Regions from separate parts of the Homo sapiens genome. Here region 1 is linked to region 2. The links are chromatin loops, found by intact Hi-C in ENCODE. Cell type or tissue: heart left ventricle. All regions are shown on one strand. Each heading gives the region's core, and the rest is flanking DNA. Links, peaks and the distances in the headings are about the cores only. Region 1 overlaps MECOM (MDS1 and EVI1 complex locus). Region 2 overlaps MECOM (MDS1 and EVI1 complex locus).

Region 1 (8,345 bases), core at 42-8,041, 61 kb before region 2:
AGGTGCCCACCACCACGCCCAGCTAATTTTTGTATTTTTAGTAGAGACGGGATTTCTCCATGTTGGCTAGGCTGGTCTCAAACTCCTGACATCAGGTGATCCACCCACCTGGGTCTTCCAAAATGCTGGGATTACAGGCTTAAGCCACCGTGCCTGCCAATAAGCTACACTTTTTTCTTAACTTTTTTATTGTCTTTTCTCACCAGTAGAAGAGAAAGACCATAAGGGCAGGAATTTTTGTCTGTCTTGTTGACTAGTGTATTTCCTGAGGCTCGAACAATATCCGGCGCATAGTTGGGGCTTAAAAATCATTTGCTAAATCAATGAATAAAGGAAGGAAGGAAAGTAGGAAGAAAATCGAAGAAGAAGATTAGGGAAAGGCACTCTATACAATAATGTTTAAAGATGTAATTCTAGAATCAGGCTGTTTGGATTTAAAATCCATCTATGCCTTGTATTGGTTGCATAACCTTAAGCAAGCTACTTACACTCTCTTCTTTTTCTCATCTGTAAAATGGGCAAATACTGGAACTATCTTGCAGTGTTGCAAAGATTAACTAAAGTAATCCTTACATAGAATTTAGCATCATTTTTGAAACAATATGCAGTAAACAAATGTTAACTAATAGTATCATCATCATCTTCTTCTTCACCAGAACTATCACCTTTGTCCTAATTTTATGAGGCTAACATTAGATAACAGTCATTAATGGTTATTTTTAAATACTTCGGTAACATTTTGGAGTAAACTCAGAAATTATTTCAATTTCCCTTTACATACTTCTATCTGGCTACACAATTACCCTAGCATCCAAAAATAATTGTTTCCTGCCTTCCCACCTTCTTTTGTGAAAGAGTGTGAATTGTGTGCCCAGTTACCTTTAGCCCCCTTGGACCCATGGGCTTTTTGCTGTACTCAAGAGCACAGCTTTTGGAGACGTAAAGAGATGTTAAAAAAAAAAAAAAAAGCCAGTGGCAGCTCCTGGAAGTCACTCTGGTCTGGTTTTGAATGGGTTGGGCTAAGTGATCACTAAGAATTCATCTGGCTGTCAAATCTCACAACTTTTGGCTGACGTGTCCTTCAGGAAAAGGGCAGCAAGAACTGGTAAAATAGAAAAAAAATCACTTAAATTGCTTGCATTCATTTATTCATTATCTACGTATCCACTTCATTCACTCGTTTATGCATCACTTGCTTCTAAATATTTTTACCCTGTCCAAAAGGCATTATGATGATACAAAGGTAAATCAGACTTCAGCTCTGTCACCAGGTAGTTTGGCCTTTCCACTATGGCACCAATGAAAGGCAGACTAGATACCTGAAGGAAATGCTTTTTTGTTGTTGTTTTCTGATATTCTAGTCTTACATTATAGTTGCGCCATCATGTCACTATTTAAATTTTAATTACTTAAAATTATCATTTCCGTAGATCACTAGCTATGTTTCAAGTGCTCAATAGCCACATGTGGCTAGAGGCTACCTTACTGGAGAACACAGACAGAGAACATTCCCATCGTCACAGAAAGTTCTATGGGTCAGTGCTGTGCCACAGAATATGAGTTACTCATCAATTTATAAGTGGTAAATTATTTTCTGAGGTCCAACATAATCTGATATTAGCTAGCTAATTAAAGCAAACTTAATTGAAATGGCAAACAATAATCATTAGCAGAGATTCAGAATTAGTTTAAAGGTAGCTATGGTTTCGAAATTAATTCCAAACACTGGCTGCCCTCAGTACCTTGTTACAGCCTCTTATTCCTGCCATTAGACAACAGTGAAGCCCACATATGGTGCCCTGACTGGTCACATGATTTTTTAATATCCACATGATGGCACTAAAATGGCCTATTAGATTTACAGTGTCATTAACTTTCCAAAATAAAAATGAGAGTCTGCTCTGGCAGCGGGGAAAAAAAGTGTGAGTGCTGTTGGGTTTTGGGTAACCAGTCTATGAGGAAATGCTGACAGGGGTCAGTGTGACATCATCTTTCATTCAGCCCCAAAGCTGTCAGGCCCTCCCCAGATGTCTGAAACGCAGATATAAATTTTCATTATCCAGCAGCAAAGGGCCAGAGGTACACCAAATGAATTTTTTACCAATCAAATTATAGCTCATTGCCAGATTAAGTGTAAACACTAATTTTGTGAAGTTTTCTTCTGGTCATTTATCTCCAACTCCACAAAGTAACCTTGCTGAAGCTGGAAAGACTTCTAGATCAAATTATCATTTTCATAATCTTGTTGCAGACACTGCAAAATTGAATAAAAGGAAATTCCATTAATAATGAACGGTGCCTTCTTTCATGGAACAATTAGATTTTTTTCACATTTTCTAAAAGAAAATGCAAAGTGAGGAAATACTAAGGGATCACAGAAGAACCATTCTGGACCTCAGTTTCCCCATCTATAAAATGGTGAGACTGGATACAGTAATCGCTAATTCTGTGGTATAAGAATGACTCTAAGTATCTCTGCTTTCATACTGGCAAATTTCATTTTCAAAGTCCTATATTTTTTTTTTTACTATATGTTAAGTTCTAGGGTACATGTGCACAACATGCAGGTTTGTTACATATGTATACATGTGCCATGTTGGTGTGCTGCACCCGTTGACTCGTCATTTACATTAGGTATATCTCCTAATGCTATCCCTCCCCCCTCCCCCCTCCCCCCACCCCACAACAGGCCCCATTGTGTGATGTTCCCCACCCTGTGTCCAAGTGTTCTCATTGTTCAATTCCCACCTATGAGTGAGAACATGTGGTGTTTGGTTTTCTGTCCTTGTGATAGTTTGCTCAGAATGATGGTTTCTAGCTTCATCCATGTCCCTACAAAGGACATGAACTCATCCTTTTTTATGGCTGCATAGTATTTCAAAGTCCTATATTTTTAACAGGAGGTTTGAAGATAAAGTAACTTCCAATTAAAAAATGTGATAGGTTATAAAGTTCAACTGTGTATTTATTGCTGGGAAATTAGAACTCATTTCTTGGAGTTAGAACCCTGGGAAATAATGTGACAAATGGTATAGTTTGTCCTAGTTCTACTTTAATGTAAAAAGAATTACAGTTATACTATAATAGAACAAATACTCTATTATTGATAGTAATAGTACTACAATATCCAACCACTTGATTTAACAGTATGTACATAGGAAAAGGTATTCATGCTTTACTCTGAAAGTCAGAAACTCCATCTCCTCTGATTTGGACCGTGAGCCCCTCTATTCTTCCTCAAGTTCCAAGCCACTAGTAGTGACTCCCATGACCTCAGGTGGAACCTCCTGTAGGTTAAGTGCCTGGCCAAGAGAAGCAGAGCAACCTGGAACTCCTGCCATTATTAAACCCCAAAAGCTCTTCACAAGAAAAGGAAGAGTGCTTCAGAATTTTTTTCTGAGCCACTGGAATACTCTAGTTGACTACCGTGCCCTAGGTTTTTTCTATGCCCCACTGACGGGGGTGCCTTTCATCTAGGATATGGTGTGGTATCGATACTAAGGAGTATGATGGGGAGCTTTCTAGAGGGTAAGAGAGAAAATAATCTGAGAGGAGATAGAGAACGTCAGCTCCTGCTGGGCCCATTTCAAGCCTTCCTTCCCATCTGCCCTTCATCACCAACAATACTGTTACTGTGTTCTAAAGGGGCCAAGGAGTATCTGTGGAAGAACAAAGGCCTGGCAGTGATAGAGCATGCAATACTGGCTAAGTGGATGGAAATTCAAAGCAATGGCAAGAAGAAGTCTTGATTAAGCTGCAGTGGTCATCCAACACAACGTAAACCCAAATGAGTTGTTTTGGTGTTTGAATGGCTTGAGGGGGATGCCATGGCTTCCTAGGGTTCTCAAAACGCAGCCCCAACACTTTCCCAGGCCACTGTCACCCACATATAGAAAAGTACAGTGCTATCCTGAGTCTATCACTTCAGTGGAATATCCTTTCCTTCAGTCATCATCTTCAGCTACCCAGTAAACCTCACAGTAAAAACTGAGTGGCCATTGGGGATGGGAAGAAGGGAAAGAAATAATTCTCCAGTTTTCACAAATACTGAGATAGCTCATTGTTTGTAGTGTGACTTAATTTTTGAATAGTTGGCCTGAGTTTAAAATGTATGGCATTCATTATCCACCAGGGACTGAGAAGCAAGGCAAGGGGGCCCGTAGAGAATCAAGAAACCTGAAAAGCCCCATGGGCTGTAAGACCATCCAGCACTTGGCTAACAGTGCAACAATCTGTTGAGTCGAGCATAAACGAAGGATACAAATTAGATTTCCCCTGAAAGCCACAAGATTAAACATTAGGGGGCAAGTTCTTGGCAAAATGTATGTGTGTATTTTCCAAAACCAATCTTTTTTAAAAAAATTCACAAAGTCTGCTAAATACATTGGTCAGATTTTTCTCATACTTAAATATTTACCTAACTTAAAGAAACGTGATTTTCAGGTATGTCAAAGCAGAGATGATATTGATAATGCTAACCAATTTATTGATCCAGAGGGCTCCAAAATGAGTTTTATAGAGAATATATTTAGTATCATTATGTGAATTTTAGCATAAGATCTACTTAACTATGTAATAATAAAAATATAGACACTATGAGAAAAATGTTAAATGCATCCTAAATACAAGTGGAGAGCTATTCGGATTTTATGTTCAATATCCCATAGTCTATTAAGAACTAATGTTAGTTAAGTAGAGATTCTGCTGCCCTGGCTGCTTAGAGGGACATGTCTGGACTTGACCATATCCAAACCAATGGGGATAGAGTGGTTTGAGGTGGGCCAAGGAGAGTCAGGATGATTATTTGTGACTTTTGAAGCACATATGAGAAAAGAAACCCTGTCTTATCAAGGACTGGTGATCTTAGCTGTATCTTCTCTCAAAACACCCTACACCAAATTCAAAAACAGGGCCCATACCCAAAGATATTCTATTCTACTTTCTTTTCTTGCTGACAAAGATGAAATATTAGGCAGCTCGTCCTAAGACCCTTATTTGTTTGCTTGTTTGTTTTTACACTGTCTTGCTCTGTCGTCCAGGCTGGAGTGCAGTGGTGCGATCTCAGCTCACCGCAACCTGTGCCTCCTGGGTTCAAGTGATTCTTCTGCCTCAGCCTCCTGCGTAGCTGGGACTACAGGCATGCACCACCACGCCTGGATAATTTTTGTATTTTTAGTAAATAGGGGCTTTCACCATATTGACCAGGCTGGTCTCGAAATCCTGACATCGTGATCCGCCTGCCTCGGCCTCCCAAAGTGCTGGGATTACAGGCGTGAGCCACCATGCCCAGCCAAGACCCTTGCTTTAAGGGCCACAGACTGGTGCGGGAAATAAGCAACCCACAAAGAGAATGGCCCAAAAACTATCTGTGAGGTAGAAGAAGAGAAATCAGCAAAGGACTCCTTATTTTATTACATAAACTTCCATTGTCTCTTTAACATTCTTTAACTTAACAAATAATTTCTGAGCACGTCCCCATCTTGCCTAACCTAGATGGTCATTTATCTCCTTGTTCTCTTCAAAGTATTCTCTCACCACCCCTGCCTCACACTTCTTTTTTAATGCTGGTGCAAAGAGGTAAAATAAATATTATGGGTAACCCTGGATGCATTAAAGGTAACCTTGAACACTACTGTTAGTCTTCATTATATCTAATATCACCTGAATAAAAAAAGAATAAGAGTAGAAGTGGAGTGTGAGTTTCCACAGGACCTATAGTCCCTCAGAATAAGTTTTTCTAACTATTATAGAGATGAATAAAGGAATTTATAATAACTGTATATGAAGTATTTTATCTATTTAAACTTTGTGAATTACGTATTATGAATTTCATAAACTGTAACAATACATCTTTTCTGGAACTTCTCCACATTGGTTCTAGGTCTGGAGATGATATTTATCAAATATTTACTATGGGCGAAGGAAGTACAGTTATTCTCCCCGTTTTATTTATGAGAAAATCAAGTGACAACTTGCCCAAGGTCCTAAAACCAACACCATAACACGGAATTAAAACTAGATTTGTTTCCCTTTAGACATCTATATAAAATGTAGATGTATTCTCTTTGTTCAAGAGATTATAAACAATGATCAATAATGGAAAGGGGAATCAAAGGAGTTCTTCAGGTTTCACTTACAGAGGTCTTACATAAAGTGCTTATCAACTGGAAGGAATTTAACTGACTGTGCTGAATCTCAGAACTTCATTAAAAGCAGTTCTATTTCTCCCATGTATGGAAGAAAATTTTGCTTTTGTTTTTTGTATACAGGGCAATGGCAGGAGAATCTCTGAAATCATTTGATTTGAGAGTAGATGTTCATAGGCTATAAAAGGAAATCCTTGCCCTATGTTTAAGAGGTGTCTAACTTCACCCATCTTTAGTTTTTTCATTGTGTGACCTTAGGCAAGTCATTGGCTGGACACCACAGCTTCCTTTTGTGAAAAAGGAATCTTCGGGCAATTTAGTCAAACTCACTATTTTATAAAATAGTCATGGTGATGGATTTCTAGAGAAAGGTGAGAGCAGGCCCAGATTGTACACAGTACTAATATTAGCAAGAGCTCACTAATGGGAAAAAGGACTAGATCATTTTTACAGAACAACAAAATAAATATAAACATCTTACCATCTGAGAAAAAGCAAAATAAAATACATACTTTCTTCATAATATTTTGATTATAAAATATACCCAGAGAGAGAGAGAGCAGGTACACATATAAATAAATTCTGAATATCATAATCCTTACTTTTAAAATTCTGTCTCCTACCTGTTGTAATTTTGGTATAATATCCTATTTTTCCTACACCAGAAATTTATTTGCTAAATGCCCTATAGAGTAAATGTTTCTGAGAATTCTGTATAGATTTTCTTTTCTCTGTATCAGATCATAAGGATTGGTAGGTATCAGTGGGATTTGTTTTCTGGTTATGGGGACAGAGATCTCATGAACAGGCTTTGACCCCAACCATCTACCACAAAGTAGCACATTTGAGCTAAACCTTTGCCTTTCCTGAATGGCAGGCTGGACACAAACTTTTGCCCAAGAAATGCGTTGGAAAGGGGGAATGGGTGAAAAGTCATTGATATAGATGCAGAACTGTGCAAATCATGGAATAAAATGCTTGTTTTAAAAAGGAAACAAGATTAGAAAAATGACAACATTTCAAGAGGCACATTCAAGATGTGTTTTCAGAAGTGGGAATCAGCACATAGGAGGCAGGAGGGCAGCATGACCAAACTTGGGATTTTGTTGCTGTGAAAGTGAGCCCAAAACAAAGGGTGGGTATGGAGCAGTGTCCCTGATGGGAACCATTGTTTTCTCATCCGAAAGTCTTTCTCCCACAGCCCAAGAACAATTGAGACAAATACATTCAAAGGTCAACAGAACAGACAATGCTGGGAACGCCAGAGAACCTAGTAGCTAGCCCTGTGCTCTCATCACAACAGACGGAACCAACAACAGCCCAAGTAGCTACAAGCAATCTGATTACAACAGCCTTGCAGCGTTCCTGAGCAGTTTCTGTGGTTTATACTGAGTTCCTCCTCTACTGTAGTCTGTGCCGCAAATCTACCACAGATTTGGCTAAACAGATGATTTTCTTAAAAAGAATTATCTCTGGTGGTTTTGCCATATTCCGGGCAATACTATACTAAACAGTCATAATGGAAATACTAGCACAAGACCTGTTTTTTCTAAGCTCAGTGCAATATCTGCTGCCACTTGAATTTGATCATTTAAAGTCACTCATGATGCAGGCGTATGTTACGATCAAAGACTAAAAAGGAACTGCAAAGCAGGAGAGGACAGATGACCATGCTTTTATAAACTACAGTTTATGCAAAAACCAGTTTTTCACGGGGCTTTAAAAAAGGGGAGTTGTATTTTCGTGAGACTACAGTAGACTTTTTCAAGAAAGTAGTGTATTAAAAATAAAAACAGGATAAAAATAGAAAAGAAATTTATGAAGGAAATTCAGAGATGTGATTATAACATCACATTAATGACATTACAATTAACCTCAAAGGCATTTCCATGCAAACTTCCCCTTCCAACGTAAGTCACTCCAGCCAAGGAATAATCCTGTCAGGCTGAAATACTGCATACTTGGTGTGAGTCTAAAAGTGTTTCGGCTTTCTTCATTTTGTTTTTATTGCCAAGTTGGACAGCATTAGACGGAGCTGTTCTGGAGTTAGAAGGATACAATAGTCTGCAGTTTTAAAAGTTTAAGGCTTTTTATGCTTTTAACTCAAACACACCTTTTAAATCCCAAATTGGGCCACTCTTGGAGCTCACTGTATGCACTGATATTTTGGCTCACTGGGTGTGATAACAATGGACACAG
Region 2 (8,345 bases), core at 227-8,226:
TGAGCTGAGATTGTAACACTGCATTTCAGCCTGGGTGACAATGAGATCCTGTCTCAAAAAAAAATTTTTTTTAAAAAAAGACTTAATTGAACCGTAAATATGGAAGTGGTAAAAGGAATGCATTTGCAGAGAAAATATCAAAACTTTAGTCACCTGGGTTTTTGTTGTTGTTTTGCACATTATTTCCTTGGGACTATATTGCCAACCTCCAAGCTTTCTATGAATTCACAAAACCTACATCCTCCTCTCTACTGAAACAAAGAAGAGGAGAAAGAATAACAATGTTAAGCACTGAATATTCGATAAACCTAAGGAACTTACCATTACCATATTTTTTTCTTGGTCAAATATCTATTATCTCTAAAAGTAAACCCAAATTCCAGCACTTAATTAGGTTCCTGGGGGAGGATATAGAATTGTTTAAAATAGAGTATAAGCCTATTTGTCTGTATTGTCTCATCCAGAAAGGAAATGAGATCAACCAGATAACCTTCTTGGATTCCTTCAAGTGTTGACTCCACAGTACCTTATTTTCAAGGTCAAGCAAGTAAGCAATATGCACAGGAGTAGCCCATGAAGTGCGATTTGAGGGATATCGAGTTGCTAAACCCTGAAGAAGGTATCCCCCCAGATATGCTGCATAGACCTACAATTAGACCCCAAATCTAGGGAGAAGATAACATGTCTGTGTCAGGGTCTTTTATAAAATATATTCTGTCTAGCACATTGCCACATGCTATGAATAATGAATTTATTAAATAGACCACTTTTATTTAGCAGCTGTAAAGGAAAGAGAAAGTATTTGTTTATTTATTTACTCATTTATTCATTCTTTGCTGTATATTTATTAGGTGCCCAAATGTGACCGACGCTGCCATTCACAGTAAAAGGCCAAACAAGATGGCCAGGCCCTTTGCCCTCATTAAGAATGTAATCTAGAGCTGTAGTCCTCAAGCATTTATCATCACATACCCATCAATAAAATTTGTTGAGTGTGCACCTCCAATATGTTAATATATTTATTTATAAATTAATCAATTATGCTACTGTACTAATATATAATATGATATAATAATATGTATATTGATAAATCCAAATAAAAATATGAGTGTATAACAGTAGAAACAGTTCTTAATTTTTTTTTTTCTGTGCCCCAATGCAACCACTGGCATATGGCCACCCACTTGAGAGATCCCTTTTTTACGGTAATTTCTATGAGAAACTTTTTTTTCCATGGGGACAATGTTATTCAAAGTATATGCTGACTTCAATCACATCTAGAATTCGAACAAAAGAAGTTATATGAGTTGCTCAGGATCAGAGATTCAACCTATTTTCTCTATCTCTCTCTAGTAACTTAAACTGCACTTAGAATATAATAGATGTTCAGTAAATGATTACAGAATTTAGGGAGAAAGGGATGAGGGTTTATGGAAGAAAATGAATACACTTATTACAAAAAAAGAGGTCAGGCATGGTGGCTCATGCCTGTAATCCCAGCATTTTGGGAGGCCAAGGCAGAATGATCACTTGAGCCCAGGGCTTCAAGACCAGCCTGGGCAATATAGTGAGACCTCATCTCTGCAAAAAATTTAAAAATTAACTGGATGTGGCAGCATCACTACACTCCAGCCCTGGTGACAGAACAAGACCCCATCTCAAAAAAAAAAGAGATAATTATTTGTATAATAAGAAAAAAATAGCTTGCTTGCCAGGAAAAATAATACATTGCCTCAATTATTTAAACAATAATAAGACAGAATAATACTCATATGATAAAGAATGTACCTCCCAGCTCACTTTCATTTGTGAAGATGAAATTTCTAATTATAGATCTCATCTCCAGAATTTCTGGGTACAATTTTACTGGCATCTCTCTCATATTTAATGGACAATACATCAATTTTACTCTAAGTAGTGAAATTATTTCTGAAATGCATTTACATGTAGGTTCCTTAAAATTATTTACCTTGCCCACAATTCATTGAAAAAGGAAATGGTGATAGAGTTACATAGTTACCTGGCCTCTTAGCTGGCCCCTATCACCATTGCCTTTGTTCAAAATCACCTGTATTTTTTTTCTGGCAAATGGCTTCTACTGATAGTTGGTAATACTAATATTTGTGTCATGTTATCAAAAACATTTCCCAAGACTCATGGTTGCAGTGTTATCAATAATAGATTTATCTGTTACATCAAAGTTTTGGTGTAATAAACTTATCACCATTTCCACTAGTTTTCCCCACACTCACTGTCAGCCTGGACAAAAGGTGCTTTGTAAAGAGTGTCCCATTCGAAATAGTTCCTTCAGGTGCACAGGCCAATTGCTGGTGCCAGGCTTTGTGCCCAGTCTTCTCTGCTGAGTTCAGAGCTCTCCCATCAAGACTCTGCCCAAGGAGAGCCTTCCACACTCCAAGAACCATGCGATAAGGGAAAATGAAGTTTAGGTTACGACACAGGGAACTGCATTTACGATACCGCCTGCTCCCAGATACTGCCATCTGGCATGTATAATTACCTTTCGGAAACCACGGGGTCACATTCTAGCAGCCTCCTTCGTGGTCTTGGGAATCCTGAGCGTTGAGATTAGGATCCCTGATCACTCTGGGCAGGGATGCACTCTAGCCTAAGAAGTCTATTTTTCCCTCAGCTTAATCCTGAGGGTCTCCAAAGTTCCAAACTGGTGGAGGAGAAGGATTTTTCCCAGGAACATTCTCCCCTTTAACAAATAATTAGGCCTCTCTCACAATCTTAAATTTCAAATAGGCCCTGAATCTCCAAGCAATGCTGACATCCTTTTTTTAAAGTATATGAGCGCACACACACACACACACACACAAATGTGTGTGTATATACAAATGTATAGATAAATATCCATATATATATGCTAAGAATGTGCTGCTCACAAAAGTTGTATATGATAGGTCTTATAATTCTCTTGTAAAAAATAAGGACATAGAGGTTCACAAAGCTTAAAGCACTCATCAAAAGTCCCATCACTAGGAGTCAAAGGTGAATGACACAGTGAAATAATAACTACAAAATTCTTAATTTATTATCATATAATTTCTCATGTTAGTGTTGCCATAATTATCACTGAGTTTTACATGTATATAAGACACCAGTACTTCCATGGACATTGCAGTCCTCCTCACCATCTCGGGCAGTGACCCCACCTTTCAGGAAGTGGGAGAGGGGAGGTTGCCCTTCACAACAGGATCCATGGTGTGGCCCCCATGGTGTGAAAGGAGGTTAGTCCCCAGCGGTGACTCTTTCATCACCAGGAGAAATCTGACCTCTCTTTCAGATGTGTGTAAAGTTATAAAAGCCTTAAAAATTTTTTTTAACTTCTTCTTACCGAGTATTGGACTTTGAATTCCTCTCTACCTAACTCCCCAGGGCCCTCAGGAGGCTTCTGGGCCATTATGAAAAGTGTTTGTAGAGCCGTGTCTGTGCCATGGTGGACAGGCAGCACAGACACAGGCTGGACAATAACAGCTGAGCTGCAGACGCTCTGCAGCCCTGCTTCTGTGGCGTTTTGACAGTGCCTTTTCAACACATGAACATTATTTCTCAGAGCCCTAATCCCATGGTCCTTATTAAATTTTCCATGTCCCACAGACCCCACCAGAGCTTTCTGTCCCACCTGAAGAATACTCTGCGCTCCCAGGATAAACAACATTTGATAAGAAGCTGACTTAGAACTACATAGAGTTTCACATTCAAACAAATGGTCAGCTGAATTTGCATGCAATAGCAAGTTGAATCTCCGAACTTCCTTCATATCTGGTATCTTGTAGAATTTCAGCTACAAGTGTGTGACTGCAGTAAACAGAGCCAGCTTGGGGAAAAGGTGAAAGACGCCAAGGAAACCTCCACTCAAACAATATTGTGAAAAATATTCTGATTAGTTAAGATAAGATGTACTCTCATTTTCCTGAGAGTTTTATCTTTATTAGATAGGCTGCACAATCCGTAACAAAGTCTTAGCTGAGCGTTTTGGAGCTGGTTGTTATTTTCAAATAGCATGTGCTATGGTGTTTCCTTGGGGGAATGCATTCCAATTTCTTAATGGGGTGTAATCAGTAACATGTTTGCTTCAGGCCTTATAATGATGATGCTGTTAACTACATTCAACAAAAATCCTTTAAAACAGCTGTTTTCAACCAACTTTCGCTGTGAATGTACTTTTGTGTGTTTAATGTACTTGGCAAGCATTTGAAAAAGCCCTTGCCTACTGTTTTATTTGTTTCCATTTATGAAAACATGCATTCGCTGTGAAAATCAGATGCATTTGTAAAGTTATCAAGGAACCCATAAGAAAATCTACCCTCTCCTTGCCATCATCAGCAATTTCTGAATCATCCACAGTGAAATTCACTTCGAAGAAACTTCTGTGGATTTGTTTAACCATAAAATGATCAGTAGCTCTTCTTGAGGCAAGAACAGAATGAACGTATTTCTTGAACTAAGTTCTCTCAGGTTAAATGAGAGAGGGACCCAGTAGGGCTGCCTGGATGAGGTTCAGAAGCAAAGATTTCCTTCTAGGCAGCTTCCCCCTCTGCTACCTGGGTGATTCATACCCAAGTTGTTGACCAAGCCCTGTTGTCTCTATCACTTATTAGTCTTCCACTCTGAAATGCAAAACTTATCCTCGATGCAGAGCCTGAGTAAGAATAGAATACCTTCCCTTCTTGTAACATTATCCAGCCAGGAAACAGGCAGCATGTACTAATGGTTGGTTTAAGTCTGGTCTTTGTTTTCTGTCTTCCACGGTTGACAACGCTCCCTGCAAGGAATCAGGCCAAAATAAAACTGCCAACCACCATAGTGCATAAAATTGTAAAAGCAGGACAAAAAATTCCTTGCCATTTTTATGTCCACCACTCCCTAGATTAGAAAGGATTGTTGCTATATGATCAACGTATTAGGTTGTGTTGTTATAGGTATTTGTAGGAGTCAGGGTGTACAATTAAAAAACAAACAAGCAAACAGCAACAGACCCACATTACAGACATTTGCCTGCTACCTGGTGAGTCCTCAAAAGGGAGGTAGCCCGGCAATTCCAACGCCCCGAGAAGAACCCAGAAGCTGTTCTTTTCCAATTTGCCTCCCTTATTCTGATCTCATTTCCTCAGTGCTGAACTTATACCTTTATCTGAAATCACTGGGAAGGCAGCTACTTAAACAATAAGAGAAACTAGTGCATTGTTTAATTTGCCTCTTCCATGAGTCCTAAATAATAAATCTCACAACATTCCTTGTACTCGGTGTGATACTGAATGCCAAACCCCAGCTCGGCAGCTGGAGTCCTATTTCCTGGGCCCTCCGAAGATAGAAAATATCACATTTCTATTTCATTCGACCCTTTCTCTCTCTCTGTCATGCTTCGCTGCCTTTACAAGTCACCATTTCACTGTTGCCACAAAGATTACAAGGACCCTAACAGGTAAGGCCTCCAGGAAACACGGATGGAGAGGGCCTGAAAGAAAGGCAGAGGACTGCCAGGCTTATCTGCTCCCTATCTCACCATTGCTTACCACAGGGCCTGTCCACTGACAGCCAAGCTGTCCTGAGGCAACAGCTCAGTAATAAGATACACAACAAATAATGTTTTTTTTGTTTTGCTGGAAAAATATATACTCAGGTAATTAAATTGTTAACATGATGGATGACCTTATTTTATATTTGAATTCAAAGTGACTTTCTGTATCATTCAACTAAAATGGCTTGATGTTATTAAAAAAATAAAAAACAAAGCATAATTCCAGAGAAATGGGAATATAGATTTTTGTTGATTTACTTTAGAAACAAACATGGGTAGTTGTTACTGTGCTGGATTGTAATGTTTACTTGAAATGCATGAAGCTGGTGTTCAAATCCTATATTCATTTTTTTCATTCCTAATTATTTGTACAATTAGGAATTGTATTTTATGGATACAATTGTTGTATCCTTAAAAGTGAGGCCGTAAAAAAATTGTCAATAAATATGCTTTGGTTTATGCAGGAAGAGCAAGAACATATTAGAGATACCTACTGTTCAGAAGGTTCCAGAAGCAGGGCCCTTGTATAGGAGTTTAAAATGTTAATGGACATGCATTCCGCCCACGTTGAATCCCATACGACAATATGTTTTGTGCCCAGGGCATGATTCTGACTAAATCAATAAACCACTCTAAGTCTGATAAAAGTTTTACAAAATATCCAAGACATTTAGAGTAATTGTTAACATCTGCTCATTATTCAACAGTGTAAGCAGGTTTAGAAGCCAGATAAATATATTTATTCATCAGCAGCCAGCATGTCACTGCTACCTCAGTGGTGATATAAAACAGTAAGACATTAGAACTTGCCTTAGTCTTGGGTTCAGAGAATACAAATGAACCATTATGGAAAAAACAGAAAATTCTGCTTTCTCCATGTTTTACACTTGGGGGGTAGGGGGAGAAAGAGGAAAGAGGCAAGTTTTAGTAAAAAAAAAAAAAATCTTGATAATTTACTTTGAACTAAAAACCTGGGGAATAGGCAAGAAAAATAAATATAAGAAGTACAAATCTTAGAGAAGGAATCTGATACAAATCATTGCTACAACATAAAGAGTATCTTTCTTCTTTATTCTCCAAAACACAACTTAATTTTGATTTCTTCTTTCATTTCACAATATAAGAAAGTTATTTCTACACTGGAAGGTTAAAAATGGGCTTTTTGAATATAACATTGAAAAGGTTCTATCAGAATGAAATTAGTTCTTTGAGAATATTTAGCAATTGGCAGTTGATTTGTCCTGAACCAAAACGAGCAGCAGAGCCATCATTTAATAGTAACAAGAAAATACTAATCAAATCACATTCACGCTTATTGGGGTGGGGAGGCATCTGAAGTGGTATTCTATGGGGTTTTGTTGTTGTCTCATGTAATCTGCTGCGTGTGCGTCTGTGTGTGTGTGTTCCAAGTGCCCTTCCAGTAGTCTCAATGACCTCCAGTGATGCTAATAGATCTCAAGTTAGGTGTTCCGTCAGTATTTGAAGCAGAGTTGATAATTAACTTTCAACTACCTGTGTTATCCTCAATCACGATTGTGTAAAATAGATTGCATAAAGTTGCCTCAAGGTTAACTCTTTGGTGAAGGAATAAATCTGACAATATGCCATCAACTTCAACACAGTCCACTAACACCAGACCTTAGAAACTTTATGAACTTTTTTTATGAAAGACAAAAGGATTCCAGAGAAGAGAGCAATAAAAATAAGTCGCTGGTGGACGTCGTTGCATTTATCTGAAGTACAGTTCTATAAACTCACTAGCATGTGCTTGCACAGTGAATATCAGATGGTAGACATTTAATAAAAGTTAGTTGAATTGAATACCTAGAACAATACTATATATCTATATGTGGTACCCAAAACATTCTAAGAAATTAGTTGAAAACAACAGGTTTTTTGTTTCTATGAGGACCAGAAGATTAGCAAGGTAGAGATGAGAAAATTAACACAGAGATGCTATCTAGCTAATTAAAGCTGTAAATGAAACAAGAACCTCCTCGTGGATTGTTCTGCTCACTAACCTGTAATTATATTGTCAATTGCATTAACTTCATTGCCCACTAATAGAGTAAGTTTCAAGGGAGGCAGCCAATGTTGGGATGGTTACTTATTTTTATGTCCTAATTAATCAGTACTGACACCAAACCACATCCTTCCTTCTTGTTCATTATTTAAATGACCCATTTATATGGATGAACCTCTTTGCTTTGTGCATTTCATTAGCACATTAACATGCTTTCAAAACAAAAAGGGTTGTTTCTGCTTCAGCAAATACTTTGAACAAACAGCTACTTGAGCTACCCCTGACAGGCTGTGCAACCCTCATCTCTTACTCGGCATTTGTATTAGGCCAATGGAGAGTTTGACTAAAATCAAATGATTACCACTTGGCTAAAAAAAATTAACTCCTGATGAGTTTTGTAGTGCTCGGGCAGGGGAATAAAGAGGAGGAATTAGAAAATAGAAGCAGGAATTTTAACTTCCCATCTGAGGTTGGAAAACAACTTGTATTTAGCTAGTTATTTCTTTGTGTCTCATATATGGAAACCTGAAAATAAGCTTTGCCACTAAGTGAAGTTAAACCCTGTTGAAGTCATCAGATTGAAGCATAATTTAAAAGTAGCTTGGTGAGCCCACCTCTGGGACATGACTCTCTTCTTGAGAAGGTACCAGGAGGAGTGTTAACTATTTTGGATTGCTGTAGCATTGCCCTTTAATGAAAGGTTCTATGCTTAGACTACACCTTGAGAAGCCGACAACAGTAACCTTAAGTATATCAGCCCCGATACTACCCTAAACA

What was found. Hi-C counts contacts between places; a loop is a spot of excess contacts. Peaks named below come from ENCODE experiments on the same cell type or tissue, not always from the same donor. Only the 100,000 strongest peaks of a DNase experiment are listed, where the experiment ranks them.
Region 1: a loop joins it to region 2, with 2.2 times the contacts of the local background. A loop is called at or near these places in 12 of 110 quality-filtered maps.

What each region holds. Positions count from the first base shown.
Region 1 is chr3:169,220,616-169,228,960 of GRCh38, forward strand. All of the region lies in intron 2 of MECOM (MDS1 and EVI1 complex locus), which reads right to left. Among named protein-coding and RNA genes, the nearest start is that of LINC01997, 220 kb to the left of the region's middle. In heart left ventricle, for the core only: no CTCF peak of the experiment used is centred there; no DNase peak of the experiment used is centred there; H3K4me3 peaks cover 466 bases; H3K27ac peaks cover 575 bases.
Region 2 is chr3:169,281,755-169,290,099 of GRCh38, forward strand. The region is part of intron 2 of MECOM (MDS1 and EVI1 complex locus); the gene reads right to left. It overlaps LOC105374206 (a long non-coding RNA gene), which reads left to right. Exons shown (of 3, transcript XR_001741018.2): 2 at 465-547; 3 at 852-1,006. Among named protein-coding and RNA genes, the nearest start is that of MECOM-AS1, 160 kb to the right of the region's middle. In heart left ventricle, for the core only: no CTCF peak of the experiment used is centred there; no DNase peak of the experiment used is centred there; H3K27ac peaks cover 1,189 bases.